Regions from separate parts of the Homo sapiens genome. Here regions 1, 3 and 4 are each linked to region 2. Evidence: chromatin contacts called from ENCODE Hi-C or POLR2A ChIA-PET data. All regions are on one chromosome and are shown on one strand. Each heading gives the region's core, a stretch centred on a gene start or an enhancer-like site at or near the end of the contact. The rest is flanking DNA. Distances are from core to core; before and after follow the strand shown. Region 1 overlaps NRP1 (neuropilin 1). Region 2 overlaps NRP1 (neuropilin 1). Region 3 has its middle 23 kb from the start of IATPR. Region 4 has its middle 39 kb from the start of IATPR.

Region 1 (3,031 bases), core at 260-2,759, 45 kb before region 2:
GAAAAATACACCTTACCTGTACATGCTATTTAATACTTTCCTAGTCTTTTAGGCATGAAAATTTCTTTAAACTGCTGAAAACCTGGAGAGGTGTGTGTGTGTCTGTGTGTGTGTGAATAACTTCACCTTGGAAAGGTGTCAGACATCCTTGCCTCACTGCACAGCCACCTCCAAGACTTCTTCCATGAGGCTTTTTTTGTGAGGCTGCTTCTCAGAGACCATGAGACAAAGAAACGCACAGATTGCAAAAGGCCTGAAGTCTATATTCATTTCCTATCCACAGAAAGCTCCAATTCCAACAACTTATAAAAGATCATATGTTAATTTGGTAAAACCATTTTGATGCGGTCACTCTAGTGATGCAGTCAAATTCTGATGTTGTTCTATTTTCAAAAATACAGGAAGGGTATGGGAGAAGTCTGAGATACCAGGTAGGTAAACATCTGATACATAAACATCCTGTGGACGTCATGCTTGCAAATAACCTTAGCTCTAAAATAAGAAGGTTGAGACGAGGTTTGAGTGAGGTATTTGAGAGCATAATAGATATAGCGAAAAATGTATTTAATCTCTGATGCCTTTGGGGGTAACTCCAGGAAGAGAACCACTATTAAGTTAGGGAGAGGTCATTTGAGAAATAAATAAAAAGGAATACTTCACACAGTGTGGACCTAGCCAGTGAAATTCATCAGTTAGCAGACTCTAGTTTTAAGTGGTGAACTTTTCAAAGGACTAGAAAGTTTATGATTTATTGTAATATTTGCAGTTAGAAATGCTAAGATAAGAGTAGTCACATTCCTAGCTTAAGGGTATAAGTCAGTTGCTCAAACACCTTAACATTGACTTTAATGACAGGCAGTTTGGAGGAAAGGAGTTTCAGATCTTGCCGGCAATGCCAGACTTACATAACATCGAATTTAAATTCAACAAACATTTATTGAGCATCTGTTAAGAATTAGGCACTATATGTGAAAATAGGTGAATCTGAAGTGAAGAAGACCCCCATTTTTTTTTTTTGAGACAGGGTCTTCCTCTGTTGCCCAGGCTGGAGTGCAGTGGCACGATTGCAGCTCACTGCAGCATCGACCTCCTGGGCTCAAGTGATCCTCTCCTCAGCCTCCCAAGTAGCTGGACTACAGGAGCATGCCACTACACCTGGCTAATTTTCTTATATTTTGTAGAGACAGGGTCTCACCAGGTTGCCCAGGCTGATCTTGAACTCCTGAGCTCAAGTGATCCACCTGTTTCAGCCTCCCAAAGTGCTGGGATTATAGGCATGAGCCACCGTGCCTGGCCTAAAGTGAAGGAGACTCTCTCTCTCCTTCAAAGGAATTATAATCTAGGTACTACTGGCAAAACTATGCGCACACATACACACACACACACACACACACACACAGAGGCACCCACTCCAATTACCCAAAAGACTAAGTAAAAAAATATTAGGTCACATTCTCATGGTTAATATGTGTACATATGCATCATCGTGATCTTCATAGTAGCCATGCAGAATGACTAAATGAGGTAAGCATTGGCATTTCTGTTTGAGAGTAGAGGAAACTAAGACTTGAATGGACTAAGTAACTTGCTTAACATTATCCAGGTCACTCCTGCAGGTCAAAGCTACAAAGCTACTTCTGGGGTCTGTGCTTTTTTCCACCATATGCTGCCTGCATCACCCCAGTTTTCTCTCTGTTGTACCAGAATGCATTGATTCATTTTAATGCAATCTGTTCACTCTGTATTGTGATTTACTATTTACTTGACTCTTTCCCTCACTGTCTAGAGGGCAGGAATCTTATCACCTTCACTCCCTTTCACCCAAGCACCTAGCACTTATTTGTGTTATGAATGAATAATAGCCACCCATGAAGTTCTCTCCACACTGGACTGGATATTAGAAACACAACTGCTCATCATTAGAAGATCATGCTCTGAACTCATGAACTTCTCCTTAAATGTTTGAGGCGAGAACAGTGTGATTTCAACAGAAGCGTGAATCTTTAAAGAAAGCATCCACAGTTTCTGTGCCATTTCATTGACAGGTTTTATTTTAAATGTAGACATCCACAGAGGATAGGAGCTGCAGCGTGTGCTGCTAGACTCAAGAGAGAAGTCTCGCTGACTCATGCAGGTTGAGGTTTTGTCTCATTCCCAGGAATGCTTGGACTCCCAGAGGCAGTGAAGCCACACATTTTAGCAGAATTACCTCAGCAGTGTGGTGCATGATCATGAACTTCAAGTTTACCTACAAGGAAGATTTCATTGTCCTTCTGTCACTAGCCAAACACTTCACAGCCTAGACTCCTGGACTACATAAAGGCCCATACAAAAGTGTTTGTGTGCATTTGTGTATGTGTGAGTGTGTGTGTTTGCAGTGGGAGAGGACACTTATCTTTGCTCTCCGAAGGAATTTTGCCATGAGATACCAGATAGAAGGAAAATATTCATCGGGCCGGGCCTGGTGGCTCACACTTGTAATCCCAGCGGGGAGGCCAAGGTGGGCAGATCACTTGAGGTCAGGAGAACTGCCTGGCCAACAGGACACAACCCCATCTCCATTAAAAATACAAAAATTAGCTGGGCATGGTGACACACCCCTGTAGTCCCAGCGACTATAATCACTTGAACTCAAGAGGTGGAGGTTGCAGTGAGCTGAGATCCACCGTTGCACTCCAGCCTGGGCAACAGAGCCAGACTCCATCTCAAAAAAAAAAAAAAAAAAAAAGAAGAAGGAAAATATTCATCATAGCAAATATTTTCAAATGTAAGCAATTGGGTGGGATTTGTGTGTGTGTGTGTGTGTGTGTGTGTGTGCGCGCGCATGTGTGTTTCTTCTGCCGTTAGTTCATCAAAGCTGGCCGCTTCTGCTTCCCCAGCCAAAGTCCAACCCCCTGTCCTATGAGGTCCACTTTGAATGGTTCAAATGACCTGTTTTCCATCAAGCCCTTTCTAGACCCTTCCAGAAGTAATTTTCCCTTCTTCTGAATCCCATAATGCCCCACTTATCACTAGGCTGACACTTTTTACT
Region 2 (2,834 bases), core at 146-2,645:
TTGCTTTTTTCTCTCCTTTTCTCTCTCCCTTTCTCCTTTCCTCTGTCCTTCTCTCTTTCTTTTCCCTTTCTATAAATGTTTATGGGTGGTTTGTGTGTTTGTCTTTCTAGCCAGGCTGGAAGTTTCCACATTGAACCTCTCACTCCATAACCCTCCCCAACAAAAGGCATTGATCTAAAAACATATCCTTTAAATAACCAAATTGCCACAAGTTACATGATCAAGACAAGAAGATAAAAGAGCAGTAAAATACAAAAACTTAGAGCGGTTCACCTGGTTAAATGTACAGGATGGGGAAGGACATTGGAAGGTAAAGGCAGACTGTCATTCTCTGAAGCGAGAAGTGCCTGAAACATTTTTTCAGGCAAAGCGGTTCCATGTCCTGGTCATTTCAAAAATATCCAAGTTCCTACATTTTATGGTATCATCAGAATATGAAGAGCCAAAAGAATGGATGATGTCATTTTCTGTTCTATAAACAATAAATGTAATGTATTAACAAAGTAAATACAGGCAGAACTGTGTGTGCTGGGGTGGCTTTCTTTATCCTGAATGTGCATGTTTTATAAAGTACATTTAAGGAGAAAAATCAAAACCACACACACATTAACATGTTCCAATATTAACATTTTCTAACATGAGATTATGCAACAGTACATTTCAGGGTCATGGGCGTTGGCATCCAAGGTTGCTCAATCATTCAGTCACCGTTCAGTTGACTGTACTTCATCTACATAATTCAATCTTGCTGCGGAAAAGAGTGGTAAATTTTGGAGAGGGTTTCCCATGCCTTAAGAAGTCCTATTTCATGGCTATGATAGACTAGACATGAAATATATCTCTCCGATGACACTACAGCTGTGAAATATAGCCTGTTTGCACTAAATGAAAGTACTCACATTTTACACATCACATAGCTTACTAGTTTACTTTCCCAAACTGGCTCTGTCTACCCTTTGGGAGGTCACATTATCATTGGGAGAATCCAAACTGCTCCATTTGGACAGTTTTTATGGTGGATTCCTTCCAAAATTTGACATTAGCTCTAGAAAAGGGTTCCTTATAAACTAAAAATGCAAAGTAAATCATTCTTATCTATTCAATAAATCTTCCCATTAAAATTCCTCCTGCCATTGGGGGAGGGGCCATGGAGACAAGGCTCAGAGCAGAAGGCGAGATACTTTGTTAATAAACACAAGCAAGTTAAAGAAGCTCAAAATGAGATAAGGTCTTGGCCTGACCCTAATACAGCATCTAATACCAGACTTCCCTTATTGTTCATAGGGATTCTTTTGAGGCTTATTTTTAAGTTCAACGGTCCAGATGCCCCAGGCGCCTTCCTGTTTGTTTCAATGCTGCCACCTCGTGGACTGCCTAAAGTCAGTGACAAGCCTAAAGGCCCTTCGTCACTGGAGAAAACAGCTGCATCTGCGGGCTTCGTTCTTTATAGGAGGACGAAAGGAGGGGGCAGAAGCCCGAGAATTTCATCTTTAGAATTTTTTTTATTGTTAGCTTATGTTTACCAAAACAACAGTCATACTTGGAATAAGTAGCAATGATTTCATTTTTCCCATACTTAAAAGTTAAGCTCCTTTCAAAAAGAGGCTGTGTAAAATGTCAGGCTGTGGGTTTTAAAAACACCATAGTCCAACAGCACCTTGTAGGGCACACACAAGGCAAGTCATTCCCGTGAATTCATTCACGCTGTCTTTTCAGATTCCTAAGGAAGCCTTTTGAACATTAAAAAAAAGAAAAGAGAAGTAAAAACGGGTAGCTATTGAAATGGGCTTTGGATTTAGATGACCTTACATTGAGGTTTTAAGCCGGGTGAACAATTTATATGTAAATTTAGAAATTAAAAAAGCAGAAATTTATACTTAAATTAATCGACCTTATAGAAGGCATGGAAGAAAAAAAAATAATCCTAAAATGCTTAAGAGATTCTAACCCTGACATTAAAGACCTGAAGCATGAACTGGTGAGGTGGAAATAGAGAAAACCTCCTGGGTGAGGCATTTCGCCAAGTTACTTTCCACTTTTGAGGCTTCATGGGTCAATCTCTAATTAAGATTCTTTTCATTGGTGGGTATCAACTTATATGATTTATCCTCAAGAACAGAATGGCTTTCATATTAAATACTGTGGAAATGGGGAGAGTGCAGCAAATGTAATACACGTGCTTTAGAAAATAGCCTTCCTGGAGATTTTATGTAAACCCAATTTGACAGGCAGTCCATAATCCTTTTAAAGCTGGATTTTTAAAGAAATTACTAAATGTGGTTTTGCAAACATTTTGACATCTCCATGCATCTTTTGGTTTCTTGGTAATCCTGGCTTTCCTGGAATTTTCAAACAGACATAAAGTTGTATAAATCGTGCTTTCCATGAGTGAACCAAGGGCCTTTGTGACCCTAAATGATCAAATTTGCCTTTCTTTGCTTGTCTCTTATTTTTACTTCCCACCCACTGAAGAGTTTCCAACATATGGTTTTAACTGTGAATTTGGCTGGGGCTCTCACAAGACCTTCTGCCACTGGGAACATGACAATCACGTGCAGCTCAAGTGGAGTGTGTTGACCAGCAAGACGGGACCCATTCAGGATCACACAGGTATCACAGAGTTCACTTCGGCTGCATGGCTTTGCAGATTCTCTTTGATTCCGAGGCTGTGTTACTGGGAGGGTTTCTAATGTCTGTGAATTTAGGGCGGGTAGGAATTACTACAGGCGTTCACATGTGCTATTATTTTCTAGAATTAACAATGTCTCTTTCCCTAGTAGCGAGAAGCATAGGGCAAATCATAGTAATGCCCCTTGAAGTTGGCCACTGATTGG
Region 3 (3,288 bases), core at 727-3,226, 54 kb after region 2:
GCCCTCGATCCAGGAAGCATTTCTGGAATAGGTGCTGAGAGCCAGGAGGTGAGACCTCCCATAGGCACAGTCCCTGTCTTCAAGGAATTCCCAGTCCAATCAGGGACACGAGCTTGTAAACCTGGCATCTCCTATACCTGGCCCTCAGCCCAGATCTGAGTGAGAACCTCTGGGGCTGGACCTCAGGGCACACTTATTTAGACACTGCAGATGGTCCTGATGTGGGCTCCAGGCTGGGGACTCCTGTAGACACACAGAATGGGATAAGAGAACCAGAAGAAGCAGCTCACCGTACAGAGGGAAGAAGAGAAGAGTGGCGAGAACCCAGGGAGGGAAGTAATGAATGTATGCCTTCATTCCACACTTTTGTTTTGTTTTGTTTGAGACAGAGTCCAGGCCAGGCTAGAGTGCAGTGGTGCAATCTCGGCTCACTGCAATCTCCGCCTCCCTGGTTCAAGGGATTCTCCTGCCTTAGCCTCCCAAATAGCTGGGATTATAGGCACGCACCACCACACCTGGCTAATTTTTGTATTTTTAGTAGAGACGAGGTTTCACCATATTGGCCAGGCTGGTCTCAAACACCCAACCACAGGTGATCCACCCACCTCAGTCTCCCAAAGTGCTGGGATTACAAGCGTGAGCCACCGTTCCCACAGATGCTTATTGAGAGCCTGGAATGCCTCCTGGGTGCTGGGACTATGGCAGTGAGCAAAACAGATTTTAAAATCCCCATTCCTGTGGAGATGATGGGTCTTGATCTCTCCGTATATCTTCACGATTGGTGGAGAAGTAAAGGAAGAGAAGTGCTATGATTCGAATGTCTGTCCTGTCTGAACCCCATGTTGAAATTTGATCCCCAATGTGGCAGAGTTGAGAGGAGGGGCCTTTAAGAGGTAACTGGGTCATGAGGACTCTGCCCTCATCAGTGGATTAATCCATTCATGGATTAATAGGTTGACAGATTAGTAAATTATCATTGGAATGGAGCTGCTGGCTTTACAAGAAGAGGAAAAGGCCGGGGGCAGTGGCTCACACCTGTAATCCCAGCACTTTGGGAGGCTGAGGTGGGCAGATCATGAGGTCAGGAGATCGAGATCTTCCTGGCCAACATGGTGAAACCCCTTCTCTACTAAAATGGAAAAAAAAATTAGCCAGGCATGGTGGCGGGCGCCTATAGTCCCAGCTACTTGGGAGGCTGAGGCAGGGGAATCTCTTGAACCCAGGAGGCGGAGGTTGCAGTGAGCCGAGATTGCACCACTGCACTCCAGCCTGGCGATAGAGCGAGACTCCATCTAAAAAAACAAAAAAAAAGGAAAAGAGACCTGAGTCAGGACACTCAGACTCTCACCATGTGACACCCTGTGCCACCTCAGTCCCCACCAGCTATGACCCATCAATCTTGGACTTCTCAGACTCCCTAAGTGTAAAAAATACTTTTCCTTTCTTTACATATTACCCAGTTTCAGGTATTCTGTTACAAGCAACAGAAAATGGACTAAGACAGGAAAGGGTAACTAAAGGCAAGGAACAGCAGTGGAGTAAAATGAGAGAGGCAGAAGAGGTGGATGGAGAACGGCTTCACCGAGCACGGATGGAGGGGAGATGATGCATGAGGGGGGCATGACGAAGCTGGAGACGGGGGCTTGTGCTGAAGGTGCTGGAGAGAATATTGCCAAGAAGAGGAGGAAGAGCTGAAGGGACAGGGAGTTTAAGATGTGGGCTCCAAAACACGGTGTAGATGATGACAAGTTCCAGGTTGTGACCCTGGGATGCTGCGTTGGAGTGGAGGTCAAGCTCTGGGGGGGGCGGCAGCAGCTTTCAGACTGCGAAAGTCCATGACTTGCCCATCCACTGAAAAGGAAGTAACCGCCCCCTGCACAGCCTTGTTTTTGTGCCTTCTACCTACGTTACCAGCTGTGAAATAAAACTAACCGTTGTTACCACTTCAAGCACTTGGGGTTTGTTTTGTTTCTTTTTGAACTGAAGTAACCATGGGTACCTGGTAACCTTGGATAGATAAGTGTGTATCTGAGTTTCCCTCTGAAAACCAAGCTGTTGATGGATTTCCTTGACAGTGTATTCTTTCCTGTAACTAATATTAAATCTAAAAAAAAATGAAATTGCTGGAAAAGTACCCATTTATGTTATGCTTTATTCCTCTAGTTAACTGATAGGGTGATTTTTTTTTTTTGAAACAGAGTTTCGCTCTTGTTGCCCAGGCTGGAGTACAATGGCGCCATCTCAGCTCATCGCAACCTCTGCCTCACGGGTTCAAGCAATTCTCCTGACTCAGTGTCCTGAATAGCTGGGATTACAGGCATGCGCCACCATGCCCAGCTAATTTTGTATTTTTACTAGAGACTGGGTTTCTCCAGGTTGGTCAGGCTGGTCTCGAACTCCCAACCTCAGATGATTTGCCCATCTCGGCCTCCCAAAGTGCCGGGATTACAGGTGTGAGCCACCACGCCTGGCGGTGATTTTTTTTAATACAGGAATTTCAGGCTTGGTCTGGGGAAAATGTATAAACAAAAATTCCCTGAAATATGCAAGTTTACTATTATGATTTGCCCTGAAAATAATATGCTGATCAACTCTATGCTTTTTTTCATGTATATTTGTTAAATTCTGGTTCTTAATTACAGCTTTGCATCACAAACAATGGTTACGTAAGTGTTTTGTTGTGTTTTGCTTTGCTTTGCCTTATTTTACAAATTTGATTGTGGTTTCTGAAAAGCCTTGAATTATTTCAAGGAGTTATTTATTCGTGTAGATGAATATCTCTATCCAATAGACCTGGAAGCTGATACTAAAACGGCTGACCAAAAGATAGATGCATTTGTGACCCTTGTCTCCCCAGAAACTACTGGAAGGACCAAATTTATGATCACAACAACCTTTGGTGCTGGCCTTTGTGCAATTTCCTTGCTAGGGCTCTGTGGCCTCTCTCATAGCAACCTAGCTAAGGGGAGGGTCCCTATGTGTGTGGGCACCAGCACATAGCGGAATTGAGAGACTTGTGTTTGCATCTTGGGGCTGCCACTTTGTAAGTAGAAAGGCTTTGGTTTCCTCAATTTCACAATGAGATTAGAATATCCTTTTCCTCCCTCACTTCTCCAATAATCTGGATGCTATGCAAAGAGATCAAGTCCCATCACCTCCATCATAACAGGGACTTTTTATTTAAATTTGTGTTGTTCTCTACCATAGTCGCAGCACCCAGGAGAGTGATGGACACGGGAAAGGCTCTCCTAAACAGCTGCTGAATGAATGCATGCATTCATTACTTCA
Region 4 (2,862 bases), core at 145-2,644, 37 kb after region 2:
AAATGAAACCTGGCTCCTTGCAGAGAAACCTGACTCCTGAAATTCACTGTCACTTGTTTCAACTCTTTTTTGTACTCAGCCTTGTCTCAAAGACTAATGGTCTCTATTTCTGTGCAGCTCCAGGAGGAGTTGTTAGTGAGACACAGAGTGGAGGGAAGAATAGGATTTCAGAGGGGACAAGAAGGAAAATGCCGGAATCTTGCAATATTAAATCATGGAAATGGAGATGGGAACATATAAGGTCCCGTAATCTTAGAGGTTCACATAGCATTAGCTCTTCAAGAAATAGTATCGGAATATGATGCAATCCCAGTGGGACTGAAAATGTGTCATTTCCTGTTGAGGAGCAATGACTTTTAGGTATTTGGTGCCAATGTGTCTGCATGCTGTTCTAATAGGAAAGAGAACAAGACATTGGTGGGGATCATTGCTGTCAGAGAAGACTCAGGAGTATATGGTCCTTCCTAGCACACTCGAGGGTAGGGTCTCTGGATGATACTACAGAGCATTTTCACCTCCTCTGGTATGAAGATTTTCAGAAAACCAGCTGGTGACCATCTCACTCCATACATAAAGGAAGTGTGGGCAAGATGGTGTAGAGGAAACCCAGCAATGGACTGGACTGATTGAAGAAAAGAATCAGGAAAGAAAAGCCGTTCCTCAAGAGCCTCCTAAGGAATCTTGGTTATTTAAGATATTTCTATAGAGACGATGGTATAGACTAATGTTTATGGGAAGTGCCATATACAACTACATCCCTCTTGAAGAATCTCAGTGTATCTCACCACACTAAAGCCATTTTGATATGCTAAAGTACACTTTAATCCAGAATTCCCCAAATTTACTTACTCATGGAAAAATTTGCATATTCAATACTTTGATAATGTCCCCATTCTAAGAAATGGTTGAATAGCAATAGACTAAGAAACATATTTGTTTGTACAAATGAATATCAGGGCACATTATGGTTAGAAACTTTACCCCAAGATGTAAAGAAGTGATTCTTGAGACATTTGGTCTCATTGAGCAAATAAAGGACCAAAAAAAAAAAAAAAAGCCTTAGAACAGTCTCGATATGCAAGACTGCGATGTGCGATGTACAGGAATCTCTTAGGGAGAAATTCTTGGCCAGAATTTACAACTTGTTCCCTATCCGTTTCTATCAACAAATGCTTCATGCTAATGAGTCTGGCGTTATCACTCATCATCATCTCCATGTTAATCACCGTGATTGCCTCAGTTGTGCGTTTATAACACTAAGTTAAACAATGCAGACAACACTTTCTTCTTCCCTGACTGTGACAGTGTATCATAATTGAGTCATTTCTGCCCCCCTGGTCACCTTGGTATTCTCGGAAGTGCATTCTCTGTATATTAATCCTCTAGTTAAATATTGATAGCAAGCCTCTGCCTTCATATTTACTTTGTTGCTCCATTATTGCTACATACGTGGTGATTATTTGTTTCTGTCTTTTCAGCCTGTTTAATCAGGACTGAGTCAACGTTCTCTATGTTTAACCTTCTTGTCCAATCATTGTTGGAGAGTGTTTTGGAGAATATTCTGAAATCAGCTTGGAAAGAATTCTCTGCACTTGGTGTATGCCCCATCATAACCAGTAGGGGTCAGAAGGGCATTTCTCTCTGGGGTCAGGTGGTTGGTGGTGAGAAAGCAAAGTCCTGGAGGCATTGTCTTGGGTTGAACATCTCTCCTTAAACATTGTCTCCAAAAAGTAGATGAGAGAGAGAGACAGAGAGAGAGAGAGAGAGAGAGAGAGAGAGAAATGTCACAGGGCCAACCTGACAGCTCTTGTGTTTTTAATGGAGTGTTGGCCCTGGAGCTCTCACAGGATATGAATTTGCAACAAAAGTGGCTATCCCAAAAAGGGCTATGGAGTGGCAGAAAATGTGCCTGCCAAAAATAGAGACCTGGGTGCGATCCCTGGTCTTGATGAGTGTCTATTGGAGATTTCTGGGCAAGTAACTGAACTCTTTCCATTTGTGCCAGCTGATCACGGTCTTGTGAGAGCATTAAGTGATACATGAACAGGGAGCATATTTGAAAATACACCATTCTCTGCTACTACAGAAAGATGCACTAAAGCATAGAAATGGAAATATCATCCTTGAAGGCAAGCAAGTCATTCTGCTTTAATGAGAATGGTGTGTGTGGTGGCAGTCTTCAGCTCCAAACTGAAAGCTGTGAACCACCCCCAGAGCAGAAAGACCACCATTGCTTCCCATATGTGTGTATTTTAGGAAGGGGTGATGATTAAGTCTTAGACACCATTTTTGTCACTACCAAAAGAAAAAGACTAAACAGATGTTCTCTGGGCCCTTTCCAAGCCCTGGTTTATTTTGTTCATCAGTGACTTCGGAAGTCTCTTCCCGACCCTTCACTCTTGCAGAAGAGAGGCAAGTAAGAAGTGAATCTTTCAGAAGATGACAATCTGATTTCCAACAATAGTGTCTTGCAGTTTAAAGATTTTAAATAAGTATCATTTGCAAATACATTGTTTAAAGTTTCCCCAGAGATTGCTAGTAAGGCGAATAGCCCTTTGCATTGGTAGAGAAGGAGGACAGAGTCCTAAGTTTTCCAGCGATTTTCAGGTGATCCCTTCCATTCTCCAAGTCCAGGGGAATTTGAGGCTTCTGTGGCATTAGTGATGCCGACAGGCATAAAAACTGAAATCTGAATATCTAAGCTCTGAGTAGTCTGCTTGTTTTGTGTTTGACCCATTATTCAATGGTTGGTGAGTATTTGCCATTCCTCTAAAACTTCGTATTTTGTCACGTTGCCATACTTCTGGAAAATGCCTGGAATACTCCCTCCCCATTCCCTTGGGATTTTCTACTCATTCTTGG

What was found. Hi-C counts contacts between places; a loop is a spot of excess contacts on that map. ChIA-PET counts read pairs that join two places held with the same protein, here RNA polymerase II (POLR2A). Pooled maps may share reads with other maps.
Region 1: a map of PC-3 shows a loop between it and region 2 (4-fold over the local background). The contact joins two enhancer-like sites. A Hi-C loop is called at or near these places in 12 of 168 maps with a recorded cell type or tissue (CD4-positive, alpha-beta memory T cell, Caco-2, PC-3 and 6 more) and 15 of 50 pooled maps. POLR2A ChIA-PET finds 5 or more read pairs at or near these places in 5 of 52 experiments (CD4-positive, alpha-beta T cell, OCI-LY7, WTC11 and 2 more).
Region 3: a pooled map shows a loop between it and region 2 (2.7-fold over the local background). The contact joins two enhancer-like sites. A Hi-C loop is called at or near these places in 1 of 168 maps with a recorded cell type or tissue (PC-3) and 5 of 50 pooled maps. POLR2A ChIA-PET finds 5 or more read pairs at or near these places in 4 of 52 experiments (A673, GM12878, HepG2 and 1 more).
Region 4: a map of PC-3 shows a loop between it and region 2 (6-fold over the local background). The contact joins two enhancer-like sites. A Hi-C loop is called at or near these places in 3 of 168 maps with a recorded cell type or tissue (Calu3, HepG2 and PC-3) and 2 of 50 pooled maps. POLR2A ChIA-PET finds 5 or more read pairs at or near these places in 4 of 52 experiments (AG04450, HepG2, PC-3 and 1 more).

What each region holds. Positions count from the first base shown.
Region 1 is chr10:33,237,274-33,240,304 of GRCh38, reverse strand. All of the region lies in intron 6 of NRP1 (neuropilin 1), which reads left to right. Among named protein-coding and RNA genes, the nearest start is that of NRP1, 96 kb to the left of the region's middle. Within about 2 kb of position 1,509, at least 5 of the 41 ENCODE cell types and tissues checked have a DNase peak (open chromatin) inside an H3K27ac peak, as active enhancers do; they include PC-3, where a contact is called at or near this core.
Region 2 is chr10:33,192,057-33,194,890 of GRCh38, reverse strand. It overlaps NRP1 (neuropilin 1), which reads left to right. Exons shown (of 17, transcript NM_003873.7): 13 at 2,473-2,610. Among named protein-coding and RNA genes, the nearest start is that of IATPR, 77 kb to the right of the region's middle. Within about 2 kb of position 1,395, at least 17 of the 41 ENCODE cell types and tissues checked have a DNase peak (open chromatin) inside an H3K27ac peak, as active enhancers do; they include PC-3, where a contact is called at or near this core.
Region 3 is chr10:33,137,924-33,141,211 of GRCh38, reverse strand. No RefSeq gene overlaps it. Among named protein-coding and RNA genes, the nearest start is that of IATPR, 23 kb to the right of the region's middle. Within about 2 kb of position 1,976, at least 4 of the 41 ENCODE cell types and tissues checked have a DNase peak (open chromatin) inside an H3K27ac peak, as active enhancers do.
Region 4 is chr10:33,154,768-33,157,629 of GRCh38, reverse strand. No RefSeq gene overlaps it. Among named protein-coding and RNA genes, the nearest start is that of IATPR, 39 kb to the right of the region's middle. Within about 2 kb of position 1,394, at least 6 of the 41 ENCODE cell types and tissues checked have a DNase peak (open chromatin) inside an H3K27ac peak, as active enhancers do; they include PC-3, where a contact is called at or near this core.